Regions from separate parts of the Mus musculus genome. Here region 2 is linked to region 1. A link is a contact called in ENCODE Hi-C or POLR2A ChIA-PET data. All regions are on one chromosome and are shown on one strand. Each heading gives the region's core, a stretch centred on a gene start or an enhancer-like site at or near the end of the contact. The rest is flanking DNA. Distances are from core to core; before and after follow the strand shown.

What was found. A loop is a pair of places that touch in the nucleus more often than their neighbours do. ChIA-PET counts read pairs that join two places held with the same protein, here RNA polymerase II (POLR2A).
Region 2: a map of left cerebral cortex shows a loop between it and region 1 (3-fold over the local background). The contact joins the promoter of Chrm4 here to the promoter of Arhgap1 in region 1. A Hi-C loop is called at or near these places in 1 of 37 maps with a recorded cell type or tissue (left cerebral cortex). POLR2A ChIA-PET finds 5 or more read pairs at or near these places in 1 of 5 experiments (embryonic stem cell).

Annotation. Positions count from the first base shown.
Region 1 is chr2:91,647,277-91,652,530 of GRCm38, forward strand. It overlaps Arhgap1 (Rho GTPase activating protein 1), which reads left to right and starts at 2,842. Exons shown (of 14, transcript NM_001359970.1): 1 at 2,842-2,976; 2 at 4,488-4,547. Zfp408 (zinc finger protein 408) reads right to left here and starts at 2,515. Exons shown (of 5, transcript NM_001347175.2): 1 at 2,428-2,515; 2 at 1,875-2,149; 3 at 740-801; 4 at 320-570. The coding sequence starts at 2,473.
Region 2 is chr2:91,919,065-91,924,318 of GRCm38, forward strand. It overlaps Chrm4 (cholinergic receptor, muscarinic 4), which reads left to right and starts at 3,125. Exons shown (of 2, transcript NM_007699.2): 1 at 3,125-3,279.

The sequences.
Region 1 (5,254 bases), core at 1,592-4,091:
AGACAGGGTCTCTCTCACTGAACCCGGGTGTCACTGACTTGATGGTCTCGCCGTCGAGCTCCAGGGAACCATTTGTTTCTGCCTAAGAGCTGGGTTCACAAATACGTGTGTGTCAGCACCCAGCACCACTGTCAGCTTTTATGTGACTGCTGGGGATCCCAAGCCCGGTCTTCAGGCTTGTGCAGCAAGCCACTTCACTAATGCAGCCAGTTCCCAGGTCCTTGTTTGTTTGATATGAGACAGGGTCTCGTGTAGACCAGAAGGCCACAGTCTTATATGTGGCCATATGACCTGGAACTAATGTTTCCTGGATACATACCTGTGCAAAACCCTGCTGAATCCTCTTGCGGGGAGGCCACCTCTTCCTGTGTAGCAGACGCCTCTCCTGTCTCAGCTACTTCTTCCTCCAGCTTGGGGTGCAGGACACTTAGACTCTTCTGCGGAGACTGTGGGCGCAGCAGCAACTCAAAGCCTGGCAGTATAGTCTGGTCCACCTGCAGGTGTAGCTTCTCCCTGATCCAGACCAAGGACGCATTGCCATCACTCTGCAGTCTTCCCTCCTGCACCAAACTACAAGACAGAGCAGGAGCTGGCTCAACAGACCCTCCTCACGTGGCTTCCTCTGACCCCTCCGTCATCCCCTTGCATCACACGTTGGAAAAGACCGCCGGGAAGGCAACGAGAATTGGCTTCAGGTTCCATCCCAAGCAGAGCGTGTGCGCGCACTAGTTTTACTTACCTGGTCCAAGTGGAACTTTGCTGCCGGGGACAGATGGCTCCGCACGGGGCTAACGAGAAGTCCTAGAATAAAACAATGAGATCCCTTTCCCCGTGCCTGCGAGGAGTGAGGGGCAGACAGCAAAACAAAAGCAAAGCAAATCTGGGCACAACCTTTCTGGGGCAAAGCTAAGCTGAAACTTTTGGGATTTTTTTTTGATTGTTTTTGAAACAGGGTTGTCCTGGAACTCACTCTGTAGACCGGGCTGGTCTCGAACTCAGAGATCTTCCTGCCTCTGCCTCCCTAGTGCTAGGATTAAAGACATGCACCACTCCCCAACTCCTCCCCCACTTTTTTTTTTCATAAGATGAAACTCTAAGGCTAGCAGCAGCCTCTGAGGTTGCCTCTACACTATGGTGCTGTGTGGTTTGTTTTTTTTTTTTTTTTTTTTTTTTGGTTTTTCAAGACATGGTTTCTCTGTGTAGCCCTGGTTGTCCTGGCACTAACTCTGTAGACCAAGCTGGCCTCGAACTCAGAAATCCGCCTGCCTCTGCGTCTGCCTCCCCCCGCCCCCCTCCCACCCAGTGCTGGGATTAAAGGCGTGTGCCACCGCGCCCAGTTCTATGGTGCTGTTTTATATCTTCAGTCAGTGAAGACCAGAGAGTCCACTCACCTCTCCTTAAAGGTGTGGAAAGCTCTAAACAGCACAGCCTTTCAGCAAATACCAAACAGAAAACGCTGCAAGAGCACCAATACTTTTAAACAATCCTTACTAATGCTTACAAAGCACAGGCGTATTTGGCTTGCATCGTGTCCTCTGGTCTTCCAAAGGATCTCGGTAACAGCCACAACTTTCTTTTACAGGTGAGTAATATTAGGTGTGTAATTTAGCTAACTAGTTAACAGGTTTGAATCTGATCCTGGTAACCTTAGCTTCTGACCTTTGTCTCTGCCAACACAGTAGGAATTCAGGTTCTCACAACTTCTTTGCATCTGCTTTAGTTACTGCTGCTTAGGTAGAGCAAGACAGCGCTGCAATGAAGGGACAATTATTTCTCGAGTTTGAAAATATCCTGCTTCTAACAAACTGGAAGAGCTGTCCGGAAATGTCTGAACCTCCCCCAAACTTTCAGACAGATGTCCGACTCCTCAATACCTCCTCGTGCGGTGTCTTCATTCCCTCGCCCTTCTCCAGGACGGACTCATCTTCCAGAGGTCCCCAATGCAGGCCGGGCTGCAGGGGTGCTCCTACACACCAGACCCCCAAGTGCTGATTCCTGGATCTCGAGGGGCCCACGGCCAAGCCCTGGGGGAGGCTCCTTAGAACAAGGATGGCAGGGCTCGTACCCGGCGGGCAGGCTTTGAGGCCCGGAGCAAAGCCTTTTCCGGAAGGGCTCCATCCTGAATCCTGGCCCAGGGGTGGCTCTGGGGCTGCAGGGAGACGGGAAGGCAGTAAAGGAGTGGTCCATGAAGGCGTGGGGTTGGGGAAAGAGAGGTACAGGGTCAGCTATGACCCAAGAGTCCGAGGGATTAGCAAGGTTCTAGTTAGTAGGGCCCTTGAATGGTTGGGAGGGAGTCTAGTCTCTTAGGGCACCGGAGCAGGATCCCAGGCTCAAGAGAAAAAGGGATGTAAGGGAATGCGCTGACTAGAAAAACGCTGTGGCCATCTAGTCCAGGGCTGAGGGTCGCAGACATCGCAGGTCACTCACGGTGCGGCTCTATTTTCCCCAAGATCACCTCCTCCACCTCCTTCATCGTGGGACAGAGATTCTCTCGCCACTCCCCTCTACCGGAAGTGAGCGTTTTTGTCCCGGTTCCTCCCGGAAACAGTCCTTGATTTTCAAATTTAAGCTCAAGGAAGAATCCGGGTGGTTAGGCATCATTGAAGGATGGACCTGGGAGTTTGGAAGTACTTGACAGATAAAACCCTGTCCGATGGGCGATACGAACCTAGGATTTCAGAGGCCCGCTAGTTTCCTGCATCTGGAAAAGCGGAACCCAACTCACTCACTTTAGGTAGCGGCGAGTCGGACAGCTCGGCTAATTAACCTCACATTTTGTCAGGTGATTGCCGGAAGTGGGCGGAGCACCAAGAAAGCCTTGTTTGGTCCGGGCAGCAAGCCGGAAGTAGGTAGAAGAAATGGCGGAAGTGGTTGGGGAGCTGGGGGCCCCCGAGGGGGCGGTTCCCATTCCCATCTCGGAGCCGGATGTTTGCCGAGCTTTGACAGGCGTGGCAGAGGAAGCATTGCCGGAACGAGGTGAGCTGCGGAGCGCGGGGTCTCTTTGGGCGTGGTGGTGGGGAAGAGCTGCTCTGGTCAACGGAAGGAATTGGGTCGGAAAGGGGAAAATCCGAGGCAGTGGGTCGGGAGTGGAATTGGGCCCGAGGGCCTGGGTCTCTTCGCTGCCGGGATTTTTCCCATTTCGGCGCCTGCAATGAGAAGACAGCCACTTTCTCTGACTTGTTCCTGCCCTCCCTCTGCAAGGCATAGGCCAAGCCAGAGCAAGCCGGTGGGAGGGAGGGAGAAGTCGTCCTGATCAGATCTGGCATAGCACTGAGAGCTAGAAATCAGGGGAAGTGATCCACCTTGTCACTTGATAGGCCGTGCTTTCATCTCACTTTCTTGTGAAACGAAATACACTCCATTCGTTGTTTGTTTTCGGACTCTATGCAAACATGATTATAGTTTAGAGTTGCAGCCTTGTAGGATTTGGGTTTTTCCAAAGTCACAAAACAGTCTGATTCCAGCACCAGCAAGTACTGTGACTTCAGTTTGCCCTGAGAAGTCTGGCTGCCCTTTCGTGGCGCCTCTTGGATCCCAGTGAACTTTGTGACCGACAGTCACTTAAGATCACTGTTGAGGGGGTTGACTTTAACCTAGAGAACACCTCAAACTGGAACTTGTGGGTTAAAATCCTGCGTCTGGGTTCTATGATCTGTAGCAGTTTGCTCCCTCCCTCCCTCCCCCCGCTTTTTGTTCAAACTGTAAAATGGTTTTTATAGCATATGCTGAACTACTAGTGCAGTTGTGAGGTGAATTTGTGCCCAGTTCATAGTACAAATATCCGTTTCCTTCTCCACTTATGAAATTCATTCATTCATTCATTCAGCTAATGACAGTCTGCTATGTGAAGACTCTGAATAAACTCTGGTGCTATGTGCATCACTCTGAATAAATTGCTTTGGTGTGTGTGTGTGCCCGCGCGCGCTCTCTTGTCGCGCATGTGCTGGAGAGACCCTGTGTATGCAGGCAAAGCGCTCTACCACTGAGCTATGGACTTAGCCCTTGAAATAGGTTCTTAAGCAATAACAGGGGGTTTGTGAAATCTTTAAAATGCATGCAAGGTTTCCATGGATCTGTTCATTTTTCCTAGTGAAAAAGTCCACAAACATCAAGAATTTCAGAGAGAGAGAGAATCACTGTTTTACAAAAGTCAAAGCCTTTGCCTGAAGTGATTTTTTTTTTAATTTAATTTGATTTATTTATTTTTTATTTTTCGAAACAGGGTTTCTCTGTATAGTCCTGGCTGACCTGGAACTCACTCTGTAGACCAGGCTGGCCTCCAACTCAGAAATCCACTTGCCTCTGCCTCCCGAGTGCTGGGATTAAAGGCGTGTACCACCACGCCCGGCGCCTGAAGTGAATTTTAAATACTTTCTAGGTAAATGGTTTACCTGGTCCAAATGGAATATTAATCTGAGAGAGTGGCTTTTTGCAGGTGGCAGATATATTTCATTTCTACCATTTTATGTTAGAATTTCCCTTCTCAGGCTTCATCTACCCATTGACTAGCAGATAAACATCCGGCTCCCAGAAGGCACCAGAAGCAGGTGAGAGCGGCCAGGAAGCTGGCTGGCACTACTGTGCTTTTACTAGCGAAGGAGGTTATGTGGGAGTTGGAGGTCAGCTCTAGCTGCACTGACAGAGAGAAGTTCCCAGGGACAGAGGTGGGGGTTGAGCTCAGCTTTCTTCTCCATAGTCTCCCTCTCTGTCCCTTGCACATAGCTCAGCTTCTGAGCAGGATAAAAGGAAAAGCTTCTGAGCACGGAGAGGCACAGCTCTGGGAGGGAGGAGCCTCTGCTTCTGCAGATGAGCAAAGTTTAGGCCAGACAGGAAAGGCGCTTCACTTGTCTGCGATCTTTGCAGTCCTCAGCTTAGTCGGGACTCTAACCCAGTTTTCCATAGTCTTGGTTTCTTGCTTTTTCTATCATACCCGGTACTTACTGTGTACAAAAAGAATTCTCTGGGGTAGCTGGGAGGGAAGATCCAGGACTCCTTGAGCCTGGGCAGGAATAGGAATGGAGAGAAGACTTTTAGGCAGGAGGAGGTTGCTGGACTCTGTCCTATAACAGCCAGTGGTTCTCAGCCTTCTTAATGCTGTGATCCTTTGATACAGTTCCTCATGTTGTGATGATGCCCCCCAGCTATAAAATTGTTTTTGTCAATACTTCATAATTGTAATTTTTCCACTGTAATGAGTTGTAACGTAAATATCAGTGTTTCCCACTGGTCTTAGACGACCCCCGTGAAAGTGTCA
Region 2 (5,254 bases), core at 1,875-4,374, 270 kb after region 1:
TCATCCATATTGCTTCCTGCCAGGAGTGACAGCTGAGTCACCAAAATCTTGATTCTCTGTCCAGTCCTAGAGACCACTGGCAAATTCTGAGCAGCTAAGAGGAGACTGTGTGGGCTTGTCTGCAAGCACCCCTGAAGGAGCCATTACCCTGCCCTGTCCATGTGCTGCTTCACTTGTCAAGCCCGTTAAGAAAGTGGGAGGGAGCTGGGCGTGGTGGCACATGCCTTTAATCCCAGCACTTGGGAGGCAGAGGCAGGTGGATTTCTGAGTTCGAGGCCAGCCTGGTCTACAAAGTGAGCTCCAGGACAGCCAGGGCTACACAGAGAAACCCTGTCTTGGAAAAAAAAAAAAAGAAAGAAAGAAAGAAAGTGAGAGGGGCTTTAAAGAGGTGTAATAAAGAGCTGGAGAGATGGCCCAGCAGAGAACAACACTGGCTGCTCTTCCAGAGGACCCAGGTTCAATTCCCAGCACCTACATGACAGCTCACAACTGTCTTAACTCCTGTTCCAAGGGATCCAACACCTTCATACAGATAAACATTCAAAACACCAATATACATAAAAATATTTCTTTAAAGTATAGTAGAAAATCCAAGGAACTGCCAGCAGCTGGACTACCACAGGTAGGATACTGGGTGGAGGTGGGGATGGTGAGAATTACAGGTTCTGACACAACAAAGATGAAAACAAAAATGGCCAAGCAAGTAATGCAAACTGAGGTACTGTGAACTGTATCTGCAGTTCACTGTAGGGTACTGCCAGTGGATTGTGTCAGTAAACATCCACTAGCTGTGTGACTTTGGACAAGCCACTTGCCTTTTCTGTGCCTTGACCTTCCTTGCAGGAGTGTACTACGGAACTCCTTCAATTTACTTTCAGACCCATAAAATCAATCAAACCACTGCAACTCGCAGAGTACAGGCATCTTGAGACCTGCCTTCCTTTAAGGGAAAGAAGTTGAATTAAAATATTTGATGGGTGGAAGGACACCCACTGCCAAGCTTATTCTACTACAAACAGATGTATGCCTTGGTTTGACAGGAGAGACTCTGAATTTCTTGAGTGTAAACAATGTGCTAAGTGTGCTTGATCTACCCCCATCAAAACCCCTCAAGTAATGACTTCAGTTATCAGGACCACGTGACTAACAGCCAAGGTACACACAGCTGGGTCTGTCATCAACACAGAAGTCAAGGCACAGGGGAAACCGAACATGCTCTCTAGTTGATTGCAAACAGGATATAAAGAGGGTTTGTGATATAGTGGTCTAAAAGTGAGCATGCCTTAACTACCCGTTCTGATTGGTTAGTCATACCTTGTCTCCACACCAGTTCCTTAGGAAGTCCACATCCAGGGAGAGCCTCCTTAGTGGTAAGCCTTTGCAGGACCCCTTACACATTACAACCACATGGTGTCAGCAGGATAAAGACTGGTAGTCCCTTAAGAAAGCGTTCCAAGACCCAGTTAGAACAAAGAAAGCAGAGAGACTAAATTGGGTCCCCTAGTTCCAGCTCAGCTTTCCAGAGTTCACCCGTGAGCTCTGAGATGTAGGTGGGTGAGGTAAAGGCCCAGGCTTCACAGATTGCATTGGCTTTGCCCGTGGTTGGAGGCGTTTTTGTTTTCTGGACCCTCCTGTCCTTAACAAGTCTCCTCATTTGACGGCTTAACATTCTGCCCTCTCCCATACACACAACACTTTCACTCTCCCAAGAGCACCCTGCTCCTGGCCCCCAGGGAGGGGGATATGGTAAAGTGGAAGATGTCGGTAACAACTGAGCCTCTCCTCTCCTGTGAAGTGGGGGCAAGAACAATAGCACTTCCTTCATTTTTTCCTTCAGAGGATCATGGAAGACCAAAGCGCCCATGGGAGGGAAGATGGCTTCTCACACTAGCCTGCCCTCAACTTTGTCCAATGTTGACGTCCCTCTCTTCAGCATGGAGAAACCTGAACCAGGAGCCTTCTCTCACGGACTCTAGCTCAAGTCTCCACTCATTCATTCTCTGTTCCTAACTCCTCTGTCGTTACAAAGCTATCCCTACCACTACCACTGTCCCCAGGAGCCCCTACCAGCCCTTGCAGGAGAGTAGAGGAGAGCTGAGACTCAGGTGGTTTTTCCAAGAAGTCAGCCGGCTTAAAGTTAATTGGCTGTTGACACTCAAGAAGCTTTGTGGGTGACCGGTACTCAGGACCCCGGGCGCGAAGGGGTGCATTCAACCCTGGCTGGCGGGTGCTTGATCTGAGCAACTGGCCTTCGCACCAAGGACGTGTGGGGCTGTCCGAGGTGCTGAACCTGCCTACTTTGGGCCTTAGCCTAGTACTGTTGCGGGAGGTCTAGGAGACTGGACTTTCCTTCATGGCCTGTTCTGTCCCAGGTGACCTTGGGCACCTGGCTTCCCCACATAGGCAGCGATGAACTCATTCGCGGCTGGATAGGAGACTCGTGCCATCTTCAGTCTCACAGCTAATGCGCGTCCCTTCCCGGGCGTGGAGAGTGACAAGATCTTTAGCCAGGGTAGATGCTCGCCTGTCCAGTCTCACCTGCTCTTCCCCAGGCCCCGACGGCTGCAGTCTTTTGGCTGTCCAGCGGCTATCAGGCAGCGCTCTGTCCCGACAGAAGCACGTTGCTAGATCTGCCCCGCCGCACACCAGGGGCCTGTTGGGGCCAAACCCTCAAGACCAGGATTTAACCTCAGGCGGAACGACGAAGGGGCTACAAGCCGTGGAGAGGTTCGAAAACACTTCGGTGTCCAGAGTGCGTGGTTAGGGCGGAGGCGGGGCTCATAGCCAAGCTTGGCCGCCTGGTTCTTCCCCAGCCCGCGAGGGGGCGCCTAGTCCCCATGACAACGCGGACAGCCCCCACCCCACCCCCCGGAGGGCAGAGCCGGAGGCTAATCCTCCCTGGCGACTGTGGGCGGTGCCCTCGGTGCTGGAGTCCGGAGTTGCGGGCCATCTCCCGGGAAGGGTGTGAGCATCAAGGGTGCCTGACACTCCAGGTGGTGACCCCCGCGCGTCGCCGCTGGGTGACCGGCCCCGGGCGGGCGGTGCGTCCCCACCACGATTGGCTGCTTCCCTGTGACATCACGCGGCTCGGAGAAAAGTGCGAGCGTGAGCGCGAGTCGGAGCCACAGCGCCGGGAGCTGCAGGCGAAGCAGGGGCCGCCCCTTGGCACCCTGTCCCCGCCCCCGGCCCCCGGCCCAGTCGCCCACCCCACCGACTCGCAGGGCCTCTGGCTAGTTCCGCCGTCTGTCCGGCGCCAGCGGAGCAAGACAGAAGCAGCGGGTGAGTAACTCCGCGGAATCGCGGGGGCGGGGGGCTTCTATGCAAGATGAGGATGTAGGGTTCTGGGACCCCCTGAAGGTCTCCAGAGGTGGGTCGGGCTGGAACAGGGCCCCAGACCCCTTTGAAAGGCAAGCGCGGTGCGGAAGGGGCGGAGAGCTCAGAGATGGGGCACCCCTCTGGAAGAAGGACCCCAGGTCTCTAAAAGGTTTCTCTAGGTGAACCTCTAGGGATTGGTGATCATTGAGAAGGCTAGGGGAGGAATAGTCCCAGCCCACAGCCCAACCCCGAAGCAGAGCAGCCGTCGGGTCAGGACCCACACTCCCTCACTCCCTCCCGTTGGCTCTTCTTCAAGGCGCCGGAAGATGAAGCCCCAAAGCGCCCGTTTCCCGCCCGTCTCCCTGCCCTCCGTTCCCACCTTGGCCCACCGGGAGCCTCCAGTACGCTCTAGCCCGTTGGAGTCCTCTGTCCGCGACCTTGAGCCCCGACGGAAAACACCCCTGTTCTCTCCTGTTTCCCTTCCCCCTCTCCAGGAGTACCCTCTCTTTTACTCATCCGGGGAGATACATCTCCCAGCCCTCCACCCTCCCAGCTCTTAGAGGAAGTGTTAGGCACAATGATTTGGCCCAATATCCAGCACCCCTCTCTCTTCCCCTAAAGTACAGAGGCTTCTCTCCGCCTCAGGAACAGTCCTGGGGGCCATAGCTTTCCTGAAGTGATCACTTAATAATCGAAAATCTACCCCACGGGCGCCCAGAGCACCCTTTCCCGACTTGTCCCCAGCAGGGGTAGGGGCTCGAGAACCCGCGGAAGCACATTGCCCACGCCCAGAGACTACAGGAACTGCGTGCCTGGGGGTTGATGGGAGGGCGGGGCATCGGAGAACCTTGGCCCTTTCGACCAGGACCCAGACGTGATGGAGCCGGGAGATGGGCCCAAGGGTAAGCCCCGAGATTGTCTTTGAGATAGACCTGAGCCCACAGCTTGGGAACTCGGTGCCTATTTTGACTGACAGGACTAGACAGGGCCTCTCCAGGGGTTGCGGGTTGAAGAGTGAAGAACAATTTTACCCTCCTGACCCAGGCCTCGACTGGGCTCCCCGTTTGGAGGCTCTACCCCTGCCCTCAATGCGTAGGGCACATCAAACTGAGCTCGGTGACCCTCACGGCTCGACGACTATCGCAGAGGCTTCTCGACAGAAGTCAGCCCACTGCTGGGACTGCACGCTCTCCATTCTTGACGATGCAGTTAGGACCAGGTGCCTGGGGCCACTAAGATAATGGTTCCAAAGTCAGGGTTTCTTCGCAGCCCAAATTTTGCTCCTTTCTCAACCCTTTCCCCACCCACAGACCGGGCGCTTGCCGGTGGTTCCCGCCATGGGAACTGGTCATTCGCTGATAGTCCAGCATTTGCTCCCGCACACAAATTCGCGGTTACGGCCACCCAAGCTCTATGGCCAGACACGCACACACATGCACACGCACGTGTCCACATGGCGCTGGTATGCTCACACGTTCAAAGGCGCACCGGTATCCAGGCGTGGCGGGGCGCACACTGGCACATGCAAACAGCTACTAGTGTCTACTCGAGCTCCCGAGTAGTCACACACAAACACAACTCGCACTCGTTTTCCCACCTACACGTTCCTTGATGGGTGCCTTGCGGGGTGCGGGTGGAATCCCGACGCCCTAAAGTTTTTCATCCTCGAAACCCTGGCCGAACCTAAGGGACCTTTGTGGCAACCTGGGACCACGGAGACAGGCAGTATCTCCCTCCCTTTGCTCCTTTGTGGGAGAAGCCCTGCCCTGACGCTTTTCTGTATTTGCGGTTTACTCTGGGACTTGACGTGGTGAACCTCCGGCTCGGGGTCCGGAGCTGGCACCGGGGACCGACATTGCCATCTAGCGGTGCTCACAGGCCAGGGTGATGGCTGCTTGCCTTCTCGGATTCTAGATGGGCGGGATTTGGGGGGGGGGGG